2 separate regions of the Homo sapiens genome follow, and region 1 is linked to region 2. The links are chromatin loops, found by intact Hi-C in ENCODE. Cell type or tissue: ovary. All regions are shown on one strand.

Region 1 (8,000 bases), 410 kb before region 2:
TGGTGGAATTGTAATTAGGGTTGCATGGTAAGACAATGCTCATGGTAAGACAACTAACATGGGAAAAAACATAAGGCATGAGGTTTTTCTCAGTCTCTTGATAGATCATTTGCCTTTCAGTGCCCCAAGTGAGAAAGGAAAAGCTATAATGGTGTATCATGTTGTGATGTGATGGTCTTTGGATGTGTAAATATAGCTAAGCTATAGACTGCAGTAATCAATCAAATACATACAAATCCAGCTGTTGCAGTAAGGTTTTTTTTTTTTGTAGCTGTGATTAAAGTTCGTAATCAACTGACTTTAACTAAGGGAGACCATTCTTGATAATGTGAATGGGCCTTACTCAATCAGGTGCAAGGCCTTAAAAGCACCGCTAAGGTTTTCCCAAAGAAGAAGAAATGTGAGCAGGACTTTCCCCACCCATACCACCATGGCCAAGTGTTCTAGCCTGCCCTATGAATTTCAAACTTGCATCTCCAACTCCCACAAATGTTTAAGCCAATTCTTTGCAAAAATATTTTAATGCATATCTCCGACTGATTCTGCTTCTCTGGTTGAACCCCTGACAACTCCCCATCATCTTGGTTGTAGAGGAGGAGGCCAGACACTTCAATGTAAAGAAGCCACAGTCAGGTGGTTTCTATGGGCCTTGACATAATTAATAAGCCATGTTCTACCTCCTCAAATGGTGCTTCAAGCTTAGCTTTAATCTTTGAAACTATTCAAAGAGAAAGAACACTAGAAAAAAGCTGAAAAAATAGCCTAGGTAATGTATAATAATTTTTTAATGTTATCTTGAGTAGAAAACTACAGAACTTTTTTGAAAAATCTTTCTGACTGATGTCTCTATAGAGTTCTGTACATTTTACTCACCCATTGATAAAAAATAACCTATTGGGCACTGGGAAGGAGAAAGATAATTCTCCTGAACCTAGGTCAATAAATTCCTAAACCCCTTTTCATTTTATAAAGCATAGGTGAACTCCCATATTAAAAGGGATTATTTGTGTTCAATAATCAAATTCTTTTAAATAAACTATTTTTCTATTACCGTCTTAATTTACACTTAAATTGATTTTTTACATGCACATATATATCTATATGAATATACATATGGTACAAGGGACATGGCTGTGCTTTGGTCAAGGATAGGCTGAGGTAGGATATTTACATCAGCGACTTTAGAGCATAGGCATATAACTCCACTTGTTATTACAGCCATGTAGCCATAACATGGGAAGGCCATCACTTGGCTCTACACCAGTATTATCTGTAAAATGTATAATTGCCCTGTTAACACTGTGTAGGTGCGTTGGTTCCCACAGAAAGAGAGTCAGAGGTGTCTGTCTTTGCAGACAGACAGAAGGGAGCCAGGACACAGCTTGGCTCACTCATGCCCAGAGAGAGAAAGAGCTAAGCTGCTGACCCTGAAGGCAAGGGAGAGCTGGACACGCAGCTGTGTATGGGGGCCGCCGGACTAAACAGTCAAGACAGGGTGAACAATGTGAGGAAAAGCTGTTATGAGAGCTGCTGCTGAATAAAATCATCTTTCACTGCCTACGGCCCCTAGAGTGTTCTTTCTGCTCATTCACCCACTCCCTTCAGACCTCAGGATGGGCTGGAACCCAACCTCAAGCATAACAATTGGCATAGTCGTGAACCTGACATATGTTTATGCAATTTGGCAAATATATGGATTTGAGAAATCATGCTAGGGTTAAGGATTGTGTGCTCCATCATGATTATGTGTTGCATCATAAAACCCATGACCAAAAAATAGATAATAAACTGATTTATACGTATGAAAATATTTGAAGTCTCATTGCACCTGTCTTATAATATCCCTTTCTCAGGACTAATGATATGAAAATTCAGGATTAAAGATCAAAACCCATAAATCATAAAGAAAATGACACCTGTTTTTCTTCTTATAAATCATTTTCCAGTATAACAGTGCACTGGATCAATCCATCATGACTGAAGCTAAATACAACATTAGTTTCCAAAGATATGCACAGTTTTAGTACTCCACAAAAGCTCATTAATTTTCTTCACAGGTATTTGAGAATACAACCATCAATGGTGTAATGAGTGAAAGGAATTTACTAGAACATCTTGATTTTTATTTTAATGAGGAGAAAGGGTAAAGCATATAGGTATTCCACCGATCTGATTCACAAACACCTCCAAATTAGGAATGTTGTTGTATTTGTTATAAAAAGACAAGTTTTGTAACTAAGCAACATTTTCTAAAGAAACTATTATGATTAGGGTCTGAAGTCCCTGAACTATCTAAGTGTAACATATTTGAAGTATAGAATACATAATTTTAGCCTGAGTTTGTAGCCTGGGAAATAAGGATCTCAATTTTCAAACAGGGGAAACAGGAGGAGGAGAAAAAGAAAAGTTGAGAGGGAAAAGAAAGGAGATAAAGAATGGGGTGGAGAAGAAATGCATTGCTTATTTCTAAATGTCATATTTACCCTCTTTTCTAACCCCTCAGTCCATTTTCTCAAATATCTAAGTAACTCACCTGCTCTAAGCAGCACTATCCAAGGCCCACTCCAAGTTTTCCTCCTAAATCTTAAGGTCATGCAGCTTTAAAAGATAAGGCCTACTAATTCTTAAAATCAGTGACTTTAAAACGATTGCAGTGACTTTAAAATGATTGGAAGTTTAAGAAAATACAATAAAACAGTTTTTTTGGACAGAAGAAAATATCCAGATATTAAGTTGGTGCAGCCTATAAGGCATTTATTTATTCATTCACTTCATTTATTCAATAAACATCTAAGTGCTTCTTGCCTTGAAAGACATTACTTAATGTTAGTTTCGTCTAACATATGCCTTCTCTTTTCAGTGTCTTGCCTTCTCTTACTGTGAACTTCACAGACTCTCTTAAAATGTCTCAGTTTTAATGTTTAGTTTTTTGCTTGTTTCCATCACGGCCCATATGTCAGTAAAAGCAGAGGCTCCTTCTGGTAGAAGTAGATGAGGTGCAGCGATTTGTACAGAGGGTCAGGAAGAACCTCATCTGTTACCCTCCGTTAATGTATACTCCTGACAAATTGACTAGGTCAGAAGACTTACATAAAAATTTAATTTACTGGTTAATCAAGTGGACAAAAGAGCATGCTGGATATTTAAAACCCTGAAAAAAAAGCACACTAATTACATCAGAGAACTCTCTATCAAAGAACTAATCATTCCTAAACCATATTGAGTTCATTGTGCCCCAATATTTTTGTCACCCAAGAGACAGAGACCTCTGCTTCTCATGAGTCCTGTATTTGAAAGAGAAATTTTCTGTGAAATAAATGACATTTATTAACTAATGATGACTTTATCACTTATTAATCAAAGACATCTACAACTGCTAATCAGAATTTCTGATAGGGTATTTGCAATCAGATTCTGCATAGCCAAAATTACAAGAAATTACACTAGTCCCTGATACAGGTTTTTCTTACAAGAAACAATTGTATTGATTGTAATAGTCTAATATTAGAGGTGTATTTATTCAAAAAATTCAAATTACACTCAATTTCAAAAAATTAGAGAGATAAAGTCATACTTTATATTAAATGTTTATATTATTTCAAGCATTAAATTCACAAAATCACCATGAAAATATATTTTTCCAGTTATGTGGAGTAAGAATGAACAAAAATCATTTAAAAAACAGATATGGCTTAGCAAATGTTCTTCCAGGCTTTCTAATTATGTGTTATTCTTTCTTTATAGTAGTGCAGAAAATTCAAGTATGGTAAAAAATACCTCATCAGTTGCTTGATTGGAAGAACTAATTTAGACTGAACAGGAATGTGCTTGCAGAAAAGGAGAAATGACCTTGTATAGCATGATACGTACCTACTTATTTACTTTGAAGAGTTTCTAAGTAATTTTCAATTATAATATGATCAATCCTACATAAATTTCTGTTTCTGTTTTATCCGATCATATTCATTCACAGAACCTATATTATTGAGGATGATGAAATTTTACAAACTTTCAAAATGTAATAATGTATTACACAATGTTTAATAACATGAAAATGAGCAACTTCATGCATTAACATATATTCATTCCACGAATAACTTTAAGTGTCTACCAGGTGTCAGACACTGAGAAAATTATACCAACTAAAACAGACACATCTCCATCCTACTAGAGCTTAGAGAATTGGCTTCATTACAAAAGCTGGCATTGACATTTTAAGTGTTGTGTTTCAGACACTGTCTACACAATTAAATGTACTAACTATAATTAATTTACTTTTTCAGTAAATTACTCAATAACACTGGCTGACTCTACCTTAAAATTATTTAGATCCTATCGTCTGTGGCAACATGGGTGAATTTGAAAGACACTATGTTACAGGAAGTAAACCAGGCACAGAAATACAAACATTGCATGATCTCATTTATATGTGGAATCTAAAAGAGTGAGTTCATAGAAATAGAGAGAACAGTGTTTATTGGAGACTCAGGAGGATAGGGATGATGGAAGATTGGGAGATGTTGGTCAATGGGTACAAATTTAGACAGACAGGAAGAATAGGTTCTGCTGTTCTATAACACAGGAGGGTGACTATGCAAATACCAATGTAGTGTATATTTCAAGATAGCTAGAAGAGGTTTTGAATGTTGTCACCACAAAGAAATAATAAGTGTTTAAAGTGATGGATGTGGTGATTACCCCGATTTGATTATTATGCAATGTATACATCCATTGAAACATCATACTGTATATAAATATGAGCAATTATTATGTGCCAATTATAAATGTAAACAATTATTAATAAAAAGCATTTAAGAAGATGCCGTAATTTAACAAAAAATATTTTTTTAAAAAAGAGCAGTAAATATTTTTAATTTAGAGATATAATACTTATACATAAATAGCAGCAACTGAACCAAATTTCTACAATCAGGACTTAAAATTAAGTTGTTGAATTTTTTAATAAAGAGTTAATGATCAAATAGAATGACATTAAGAAAGTTTCATAAGAACTTCAAGGCCAAAAATGTATTGCTTTTTCTGCTTACCTGTCAATCAGCTTGGAATTCATAGAGTCCTATCATTCACTACCTCTTGCTGGAACTGTTTACATAAACCAGTCTATTTATTTAAATATTTTTCTTCTGAATTGCAATATTTTTATCTTTAATTTTATCTTGAGCTACTAGCATTTTATCTTCCTTTAAAAATTAAATTCTGTTTCCTGCTAAGATATATTTGTAAAATTTTTTAAATCTTTAAGAGTAATGACAAAAATTCTTATCCTAAAATGTAAGATTGCTAACAGTCTGACCACAACCTAACTTTCTCTTGATCTCAGAATTTCCCCTCCTCAGAGATCATGTAGAAGACTAGAACAGCCTCGTCTCAAAGACAGAGGATCTTTGTTCTATTTCTGATTGTGCCACTGAATTTTTGAATGAACTTTGTCCTCCTCCTCCTCCCACTCCTGTCCTTTCTTTCTTCTTCATCCTTTTATCACCATTACCATTTCAAATGAAATCTATTATTTAACTCTTCACAGTGAAGAGGTATTAACTGAGTGTTTTGGGATGTTTGCTAAGAAATTAGAGTGTAGAGACCTGCTTACTTTTCTGTCCACTTCCTTCCTGGTCCTCTCTGACATATCTCCAGGAAAATCTTAGGGCCTGCTGAAGAAAACTCTAGGACTAGACGAATCTCTTCTATCCCATCTAGCAGAATTTCTCCACTTCTTTTCTAAAACAAGTTTATTAATGATTCTGCTAGTTTCCTACTTCCTTTATTAAATCTATCTCAGAAGCTGTAATCCAAAGATATTTTTCTTTATTAAATCAACACACTCTCTGTTATATTTACTATGCAGCATTTTTCAAAGTGTCTTTAGGAAGCTGTTAGATATTGATAGTTGTTAGGAAAAAATTAAATGAGAGAGAAATAAAGAGAGACAGAGAAAGTGTGACCAATCTATGTCAAATTAGTATGGGAACAACTGGTATGAACAAGATTTACCTGGGATCTTTACTTCAGAAACTCTCAAATATTTTATATTGTGTTTAAGATTCTATATGATGAAGATTTATATGGACTTCTTTATGTACCCCATCATGTCTCATTGTTCATTTGGCTGCTTTTCATGATCTGAATGCCCTGGACACAGTCTTCTTGATAGGATGCCATTCTTTTTTCAGTAACAAAGTGGTGAATGTGAGACAAGCTATGCTTCCTTTAAATACTTTCACCCTTAATTATCCACAAATTTTATATATGTGTGTGTGGCAACCTAAGGAAAATTCTGGGAGTTAGAGGTAACTTAGCACATCACAGCAAGGTTAGCAATCTAAAATATAGTATTAGAAATCCCTGTTCTTACAGCTTGTCAATGCTGCTCATCTCTGGGAATTATTTAAATGGCTTCTATAAGAGATTAAAGCACATTTTCAAAAATTCCTTCCACTAAAAGGTGGAGTCTTATTTACCTCTCCTGGAATCTGGGTTGGCCTTATTTGCCTACAGCTTGCTTTATCTACAGCAAAATGAAACTATTCTAGTTATGGGCTAGCCTTTTATAAGAGGCCTGGATCCTTCCACCTTTTATCTTTGAGTCCTAGGACCCCATGTAAGAACTCCAACTACTGTGATGCGAGGATTCCCTCATCACACAGAGTGAGATAACACAGAGGTGCTCAATTGGCAACTCCGGCTAAGCAATGGGCCAACAGGGAGTGTCCATGGTCAGCCCAGCCCATCCTTCAGATGACTTCAGTCCCAGCTGCTATCTGTCTACAAACACTTGAGCGATCCCGGATGAAACTACCTAGCTAAAAGCAGGCATACCACAAAACCATAAGAGATAATGAGTTGTGGTTTCAAGCCACTCAGTTATGGGATGGCTTGTTTAACACCAATAATATATAAATGGAATCGATAAATGGATAAATGGAATAGCTACTAATACTTCTCTCCACTCTAATAGCACCTCACTATTATATAATTATACATTAACATTAACCAATGCCTTTTATAACTCCTGCATTTTTATTCCCATTTTTACAGTAGGTATATTTTTGTACAATCACGTAGCTCAGAGGAAGGAATAGCCATCATGTATGGGGTAGTTCTTTCAAATAAGGAATTCAAGAAATCCAAACATGTAGGAGGCAAAGTAGAGCAATCACAGACTCTATAAATTAAAGTAAGAGCTACAAAGCTCATACACATGGATGTTCTCACAAGGGCTGCTATTGCATTTGTAGTCTCACATGCATAGATTACAGTTGCCCTCAATCATGTCCATTTTAAAAACAAAGGATCTTAACAATACTTCCAGAATGTGAAAAACATTAAAAGTGAAATATAAAAATGGTTCTCTTGGTACAAAGTATTAAGTGCATTTCAGAAGTCAGCATTATTTCTAACACAAAATTTTTACCAGAGTTTTTATAAGCCGATAAATGAATAATAGTATAAAATATACAAAACTATAGAATACTACACATGGATTAAAGTTGTAGATCCTTAACACTTTAGGAGAATGAGAGGTATTATATATAAACTAAATCATAAAAGAATAATTGATTTCAGGTAGAAATCTTCTAGTCTATTATCAGCATTAGATGAAATAGTAAATTTATTTTTTCTTACGTTGTATAAAGTATAGGGGTTTTTAACACATGTTTTATGAATCATTATGAAGTCTTTGGATAGGCATTATACATAAATATCTAAAATTCTGTGCTTATTTGTATGTGTGCATTATCTGTGTAGATGACCCATGTCTTTCATCAGATTTTCAGAGAAAAGAAGCCTAGATGGTTTCAAATTATAACTAGAATTTAATTAAAAAGAATTCACCACAGAGTAAAAGCTACCTGAAAGAACACCAGAATAAAATAGACACGATATTAGAATAGATTATGGAACACTTTTGTTTCTATGTAAACCTTATCTCTCAATGTTATAGAAGCCTCTCCTCTGGGACTGACCATACCACCCTGGTT
Region 2 (8,000 bases):
TAGGTGGTTTTTTTGTTTTGTTTTGTATTTTTGCTGTTGAGTTGTAAGAGTTTTCTTATATATTTTGGGAATTAACCCCTTCTCAGTTATAGGATTTGCAAATACTTTCTCCCATTCTGTAGGTTGCCTTTTCACCCTGTTAGTTGTCTCCTTTGCTGTACAAAATATTTCTAGTTTGAGGTAGGCTTATTTTCCTCTCAAAATACATACCTTTAGAGTGTCTTGTTACGGATATAACCATATATATAAAGCAGTAATATGTTCATATATAGGAGGTCTGATCATTTATTGAGAGAGGTAAACTAGTTATAAGGAGTAGATTTTTAGTTCAAGGTGAAAATCCTCATTTGAGAAGTTGGTTCATTTTTTTTTCCAATGGCTGTCAACTCATATAAGTACAAATAATGTTTTAACAGAAATTTGTAATTCCTCTTTTGTGCTTTATTTTTAAATTGTGTGTTATAAAATCTTCTTGCCATCTTTTAGTTTGATTTGTTATTACTTGTTTTTCTAATTAATTAATTTTTGATGCAACTCAGTACTTTTTTTGCAAACTAAAATGTTTTAAATTTATATTAAAATATCCTTTCACTGATAATTCAAAGACACTCACCCTATAGCTATGCTTAATTTATATATGGGTCTTGCATTTCAGAGAAGAGCTTTTATTATTAGCTTTTAAAACAAAAAATACCTACACCAGCAAGTATAGCCCATGAGAGATACATTGTCATTTTGATATAAGGCACCTGTTTACTGCATCTATCTGGGGATAAACCAAATGAATACATTTGGCCTGTGGAACGTTTCAGCGGTGTTACCAGAAAAAAAACAAGTCAATAACAATACTCAAGCTATTGTAACAAAAGTCACAAAATGTACTAAGGGTGGTTTAAAAGGGTCTCAGGGATCTCTCTGCCAGGTATGACATAATACATCTTAATACTTCAGAGAGACTGATTAAATCCTTTTGAAATAATTTACTAGAGAAAACATTGGTCATTTTTCTTTTTAATCTACTGAGAAAAATGACAAGATATTATATCATCTCTTGGGTTGAATAATAGTAAAGTTTTGAAAAAACATTTTCATATGCTTTATACTTTATGCCCATCCATCCTGATATCCAGAAGTGTGTCCCTTGAATAATAGAAAAAGTGTGACCTCAACTAAAAAGAAACCAAAACTATCTATATCTATAAAAATGCTAATTTAGTTTAGACATCTATGTGACATAAGTACCTGATTAATACTCAGTGCAGCGGATCCTAGATTTCTTGAAAGTTTTAATGGTTATACTGTTTTGGGTTTTCAAAAAGCTGTGTGAGAGTTACTTTAGTTATCTTTGTGTTTATTATTTCTTGAGGCCTAGAGGATATCAAATCTATTGTTGGATCTGACACAGAAATGAGCAAATCCCCATCCCAGCCTGTTGCAGGGCAAAACAGATATCAAAAATCTCTCCCCATTCAGAGTTTCTCGGAAGTTACATCCTAGTGCTAGAGTCTGATGTGTGGACACCCTCCTCCCAACAATGCAAATTGTCTTCCCTTGATGCCCAAAGCAAACGCAATGATCAAATCACTCAGTCTCAAATATAACCCGTGTTCTCCTATACTTTAACAGAAAGGGTGCATTTGAGAAGATACCATACCAACATAGTGAGTATCTAATAAGTGTCTGCACCCCAGTCATGTCTACTATGTCCTGTATTATTTTTCTCTCATTGGTTACATGCAGCCATATGAACATTCTGGGTTTGTTTTGTTGTTGTTGTTGTTATTTTCCATCATCCTTGAATAAAGGCGAAGAGGAACTTGCCAAGGCCAAATCTCCATGACCCTTTCCTGAATTTTTAATGGCAACTATTTTAGCTACACAAATATTCAGCAAAAGCCTTTAAAAATCACTACTATTCAAGACTTACTTAAATTATTTTCCAAGGATTACCTTCATCAAGAAAATAGATAACAAAGTGAAGAAAGACAAGCTTTCACTTCAAAGGAATTCATTAGGTAGCTGAAATCTTCACAGGCAAGCACAAAAAGATAGTCTTCATTGTCACCCTTAAGAGGGGGATGGGGAGACTGTAACCATCCCAGTCTTTTTGTTTAATGACATAGCTGAGCCATTGAAGAAGAAAGAATTGGTTTAAAAGAATTAGCATTTACAAAGTTTCATACCTGTCTTCAAGTCTCGTTTCCATTATCCTGCTGTTACCACAACATGTTCTCTGCCCCAGGGCTTCGTGCTAAGGCAAGCTTGGAGGGCTAATGGATTGGGAAGTACTCTTGTTCATCTTTAACATCGGACAGAGAAGGACTCAGAAGTGTGAACGGGCAAAGGGAAAAATTCTGGCCAGCTGCTTCCCTATATCTAGACCCCGGAACTGATCCTACATTGAGAAGGAGAGTACAGAGTTGAGCATATGACTAGATTACCAAGAGGGGATAAGGGAGGAGAGTATCTCTCCAACTGATAATTGAGTTCAGCTTGTGTGATACTTGTTCAGGCATTGGTTTGAAATAAATACAATACCAGCAGATCGAATTAGCAAAGCTGAACTTCAGGAACATCAAGATGCTCACATTGAATGAACTGGCTGCAGTTTTCTAGTTGTGCTTATAAACTTGGAAATAGATCAGTGTGGCCAGTGCATTTTGACATGCTTTTATCAATGAAAACAGCTGTTGTGTTTTTAGGCACAAAACTGTGACTTTGGGACACACACTGAAATCAGAAATTAAACAAATTAATTAGTTTCATGGTGAACACTTCAAAAAGTGAGAAGTATACAAAGAAATGGAAATAGAGATCTGTCCTTCAGAATATTAAAATTATTGAGGAAATGAGCAAGATATTTCAAAACAGGTAAATCGAATAATTTCACAACACTTCTGTGAGGTTGGGATGAGGATACAGCTTGGGCAACGGGTGTGTTTAAAAATGCAATGATAAGGAAGGAACGAACCATTCCTAAGATTGTGGAAGACATTGTAATGGTTAATATTAGGTATCAACTTGATTGGATTAAAGAATGCCTAGGTGGCTGTTAAAGCATTGTTTCTGGGTGTGTCTGTGAGGGCATTACCAGAGGAGATTGACATTTGAGTCAGTGAACTGGGAGACGAAGACCCACCCTCAATGTGAGTGGGCACCATCCAATCGGCTGCCTCACGGCTAGACCAAAGCAGGCAGAAGAAGGTAGGATTCTTTTGCTTGCTGAGACTTCTTTCCTTGCTGGGTGTTTACTTCTGCTCCTCCTGCTCTTGGACATCAGACTCTAGGTTCTTTGGTCTTGGACTCTGAGAACTGCAGCAGTGGCTTCCCGGGGGCTTTTGGGCCTTCAGCCACAGACTGCAGGCTGCACTCTCCGCTTCCCTGGTTTTCAGGCATTCCGACTTGCACTGAGCGAACACCAGCTTCTCTCTTTCCCCAGCTTGCAGATGGCCTATCATTTAGAGGACTTCATCTTGTAAACCTGTGAGCCAATTCTCCCTAATAAACTCCTATATATCTCTCTCCTTCTCTCTCCTGTTAGTTCTGTCCCTCTGGAGAACTCTAATACAGACATTTGCAGGAAATATGCAAACTGGAAATAATCCCTTTTCCACCAAAAGGCATAAATATCCATAGTTTTTTTACCTGACTGACATATCTACAACATATAAGACAGAACAATGGAGAAGAATGAGCCTCGTTTAATATTTTTCTTGTCAACCAAGATACACGTGTATCAGGTTACTCGGTGGAAAGTTACGTCCCACATTTTACTTTACTCCTCACTTCATTTATTCATTTTTCTAATCGTCAATTGATTTATTTATGTTAAACCTCTGTGCCATCATTTAAAATTTGCTCCCTGCTTTGGGGCTTCAGAATTGAATTTTTTGTTTTACTTTAGGGGAAGAATCTCTTTGGTGTAGAAAGGACGTTTAGAGTAGCTCTTTGTAATTAAGCTTTTGTCCTTTGTGGTGGTTTGGGGAGGGAAAATTTTGTCTTGGTAGTGACCTCTGCTACCTTAGAGGATTCCTGAGGCAGATGGAGACTTGCGCTAACCTGTTCCCATAAGCTGCTTATGGCTGTGAAACCAGACTTGGGCTTAGTGCAGAGGAACCAGGCCCGGCACACAGGGCTACTTAGGGTCAATGTTTGCAGGCGATGGTTTTGCTGGCACAGCTGAGTTCTCCTGCCATGAGGAAGCCACAGGAAGACTGATTCTTGGACCAGCACAAGCAACTGTGTGGGATCCTGGCAATTTGCAGTAGGAGGCCCTGTAGTATTAAATACTGTATTAATTCATTAGAGTTAAAAAATTACTATAATTTTAACAGTAAAGGAAATAGAGTCTTGTTCTGTACTCCAAGCTGAGAAAAGGGAACATACTGGTCATATGTTAGCGTATATCAGAGTTAATTGCAAAATAATTTGGAACATGAAACAATAGCAGTAATTATTATATACGTAATGTTTGGCTAAAGGATGCCTGCCTTCTAAATACTTTGCACGTGTATATATATACAGATTTATACACAGATATACATACATATATGTATACTCCTATAAACACACACACATATATATATTTGTTTAGTCCTCATGACAATATTATCAATATGAAAATCAAAACGCAATGGTGCAGAATGGAATGTAAGTTCTGTAAGATCTGTGTTTTTTGGCCATTTGTCTTTCTCATGGGACCCTAGTACCTGTCCCATGTGCTGTGGATGAAAAGGTCAAAAGGGAGACCAGGAAATAAAGGATAGATGCAACAGCAGAAACTCATTGCCTCGAAATAGATTAAGCATATTTCCTCCTGTGACTGGCTCAGTAGCATCACCTTTAATTAGGAAGAACAAGATTCTGCTCAGGTGAAAAAAGTTGGCCCTATTATTTATGCTTTCTTGTCTCCCTCAGCTGTATAATTTAAATTTGCAGATTTATTCAAAGTTTAGCCTTTGTCATAACCAGGGTTTTGTTTAACTAAGGAGGATAAATAATCAGATGTTGACAGAAATGAGCAATGCTCCCTTCAAAAATCTAATCTTTCTGGCCTTTGTTAAAGAAACATCAGGGGAAATTGATGACCATAAAGATTTATGTTTATTAATCTAAGGGGATTTTTTTCTAGCTCTGGAATGATAATAGCTATTTGAGTTATGGCTGAATAATGGAGACTATTGAATCAGAGAGTCCCCTTATGGTTAACACATATTAATCATTTGTATAATTAAAAATATATTTCTCAACTAGTCTATTTTTCATATTTAAAGAATATTCATCAGACTAAAACTTTTCGGACACCCAATATGGAAAATTTACCTTTAGAGAATGATTGAGAAAAGGAAAAGTCCAACCAACCGAATACCATCACATACCTCATATATGGATAGAAATATGTTTTATATACATGATTTTTAGTCTAACAATATTAAACATAATGATAAACTTATTTGTACACTTATGATGATTTTGTTTCTATTTACATAAACTGTATGTGCTCATTGAAAAATGCAAATGCAAAATATGTTAAAGTAAAAATAGCCCTGCACCTCACCTCCAAAAGATAACTAAGTTTAATATCTTAGTGACTATCTTTCAGAAATTTCCTCAGGCTTACACTCAGAAACAGATCTTGCTCACACAAACACCCACGAAGTTTACATACTATTATGATATTGTGGAAACAATCAAAGATCTCCCAAATGAGAACAAACAGAGGCTATTTATTCAGTTTGCTATAGCAAGGGACTCAGCCACTGTCACTTGCATTTGGCAGAGACTCAAAGGGAAGGAGAGGAGTGGGAAAGCTTTGTAGTGGGAAAAAGTTTTAGGTATGCTCTGATTGAAGCTTTTTGGCATGGGGAAGCTGGAAGAGGGCTAACTAGAAGCTGGGCATATTATGTGATTAGTTAGTGAAACATATTTGACTTTCTCTGGATGGTTCAAAGCTAGAAGCACAGACAAAGATGTGTATAGAGTCAGAGAGAGAAGAAGAAGAGGAAGAGGAAGAAGAGGAGGAGGAGGAAGAGGAAGAAGAAGAAGAAGAAAGAAGAAGAGGAAGAGGAAGAAGAAGAAGAAAGAAGAAGAGGAAGAAGAAGAAGAAAGAAGAAGAGGAAGAAGAAAGAAGAAGAAAGAAGAAGAGGAAGAAGAAAGAAGAAGAGGAAGAAGAAGAAGAAGAAAGAAGAAGAGGAAGAAGAAGAAGAAGAAGAAGAGGAAGAAGAAGAAGAAAAAGAAAAGACAGTCATTAACAAAACCCTCGTTGTTTCAAATTATTTGCTGCAGAGATTGTAGTCTATCTTCCCAGGCGGGTGGTTTATAGGTAGTGGGTCAGAATTCTGTTGTTGTATATGGGCTGGCCATTGTCCATTTATATATTCAGGCTCTCATTATCCATAACTTGGATATAACTTGGATTTTTTCCTTGGATAATAGTTTCAATTAATACTCACTATAACATTATTTTTAATGGCTAAATATTTCATTTTATAGATGTGCTATACTCTCATATACATATGTATATGTATATACATATGCTATAATACTTATCCCATTTCTAATGTCATTTGGGACATTTCAAATGGAAGCATCATATTACCAATATAGTCATTTTTAAAAATTGCTAATCCTACAAATAGCAAACTTTTATTTACTTATGATGGTGAATATCTTCTTGTGTACTTACTGACCATTTGTATTTTTTTCTTTTCTCATTTACCAGCTCATGTCTTTTGCTCATATTTTTCCTGGTATAATCCATTTTCCTTTTGATTTATGAGTCCCTTATTTTTGATGCTGCAAAATTCTCCAACTTATCATTTAATTTTTAAATAATGTTATGCTTTATTTTTGCTATGTGAGATGCTTCCTTTTAATGGTATTTGCAAAGTGACTAAGATGTTATTGCTATTTAAGGCTTGTGGCCAGATGGCACTGTTTGTCTTCAGAGATCATGAGAATCATCAGATCCAAAAAGCTGACCTATACATTTTCGGTGTGATTAGAAAATAAGCTCTTACTTAAAAAGAAAATAAAAGACAAAAAAGAAAACTTTCCAAATTATTCCATAAAAGATAACAAAATATTTTTTATTTTATTTTAATAATAAGTATTCTAATATTCTGGCAATGCTCTATTACCTGCCCACACAGGTTATATCCTCTTCTCTACACTCAACTTCTGGAATTTTTTCAGTTTAATTGATAATCTTTAGCTTATAAGTATCTAAACCAGGTGGACACGAACCCCTCAGGCTTTTTTTTTTCCACTCTTGCCGACAGGAACTTAGTTAGCTTTTTGACTACTCCAAGGATAGGCAGTTGAACAGACCTTCTGTTAATGATCTCTGAGTGACCAGAACCAGCATTTCCTCCTCCCATGGAGAGGTTTCCAGCAGAACTTCTGGGTATTCTATTTTTTTTTTTCCCACAGTAGATCCACTCCAAAATTTCTTCAGTCTAGTAACTACTTTCTTCAAGTGTCTCAGCAGTTCTTCATATTGGCCATAAATTGGAATTATCTATGAAATCTGTAACAATTTTTCTGATTTCCTCATTCCATTACCAGAAATTCTGATTTAATTGGTCTAGGTTGGGATCCCAGCATAAGTATTTTTTAAAAAGTTCTCCAGGTGATTTCAATGTATCTCCAGAGTTAAGAATCATATGCTAATTCATTTTCCCTTACCTCTTATCAATAGGCTCTCTCTCTCTCTCTCTCTATATATATATATACATATAAAATGTATCTTCTGTAATAGACATGTCAATTATAAAATTATTTCGGTATGAGTTAGCTTGCTAAGTCTACTTTTAAAAATAGTTTATCTTTTAAGTAATTTTAAATATAAAATAAGAATAAGATAATGAATAATCAAGCAGTCTTTCTTCAACATTCAAATCAAATCATTGGACCTGATTAATACAATGCTCACAGTCTCATAGATTCAGAAATATGCATAGCTATTATATTTAAAAGGGATCCTAGAGATCACCTAATTA

What was found. Peaks named below come from ENCODE experiments on the same cell type or tissue, not always from the same donor. Only the 100,000 strongest peaks of a DNase experiment are listed, where the experiment ranks them.
Region 1: it touches region 2 in a loop (4-fold over the local background); 1 of 110 quality-filtered maps calls a loop at or near these places.

The regions. Positions count from the first base shown.
Region 1 is chr1:187,450,223-187,458,222 of GRCh38, reverse strand. All of the region lies in intron 1 of LINC01037 (long intergenic non-protein coding RNA 1037), which reads right to left. Among named protein-coding and RNA genes, the nearest start is that of LINC01037, 11 kb to the right of the region's middle. In ovary, no CTCF peak of the experiment used is centred here; no DNase peak of the experiment used is centred here.
Region 2 is chr1:187,041,690-187,049,689 of GRCh38, reverse strand. No RefSeq gene overlaps it. Among named protein-coding and RNA genes, the nearest start is that of LINC01036, 47 kb to the left of the region's middle. RefSeq lists an enhancer at 1,952-2,619. In ovary, no CTCF peak of the experiment used is centred here; a DNase peak (open chromatin) is centred at 3,352.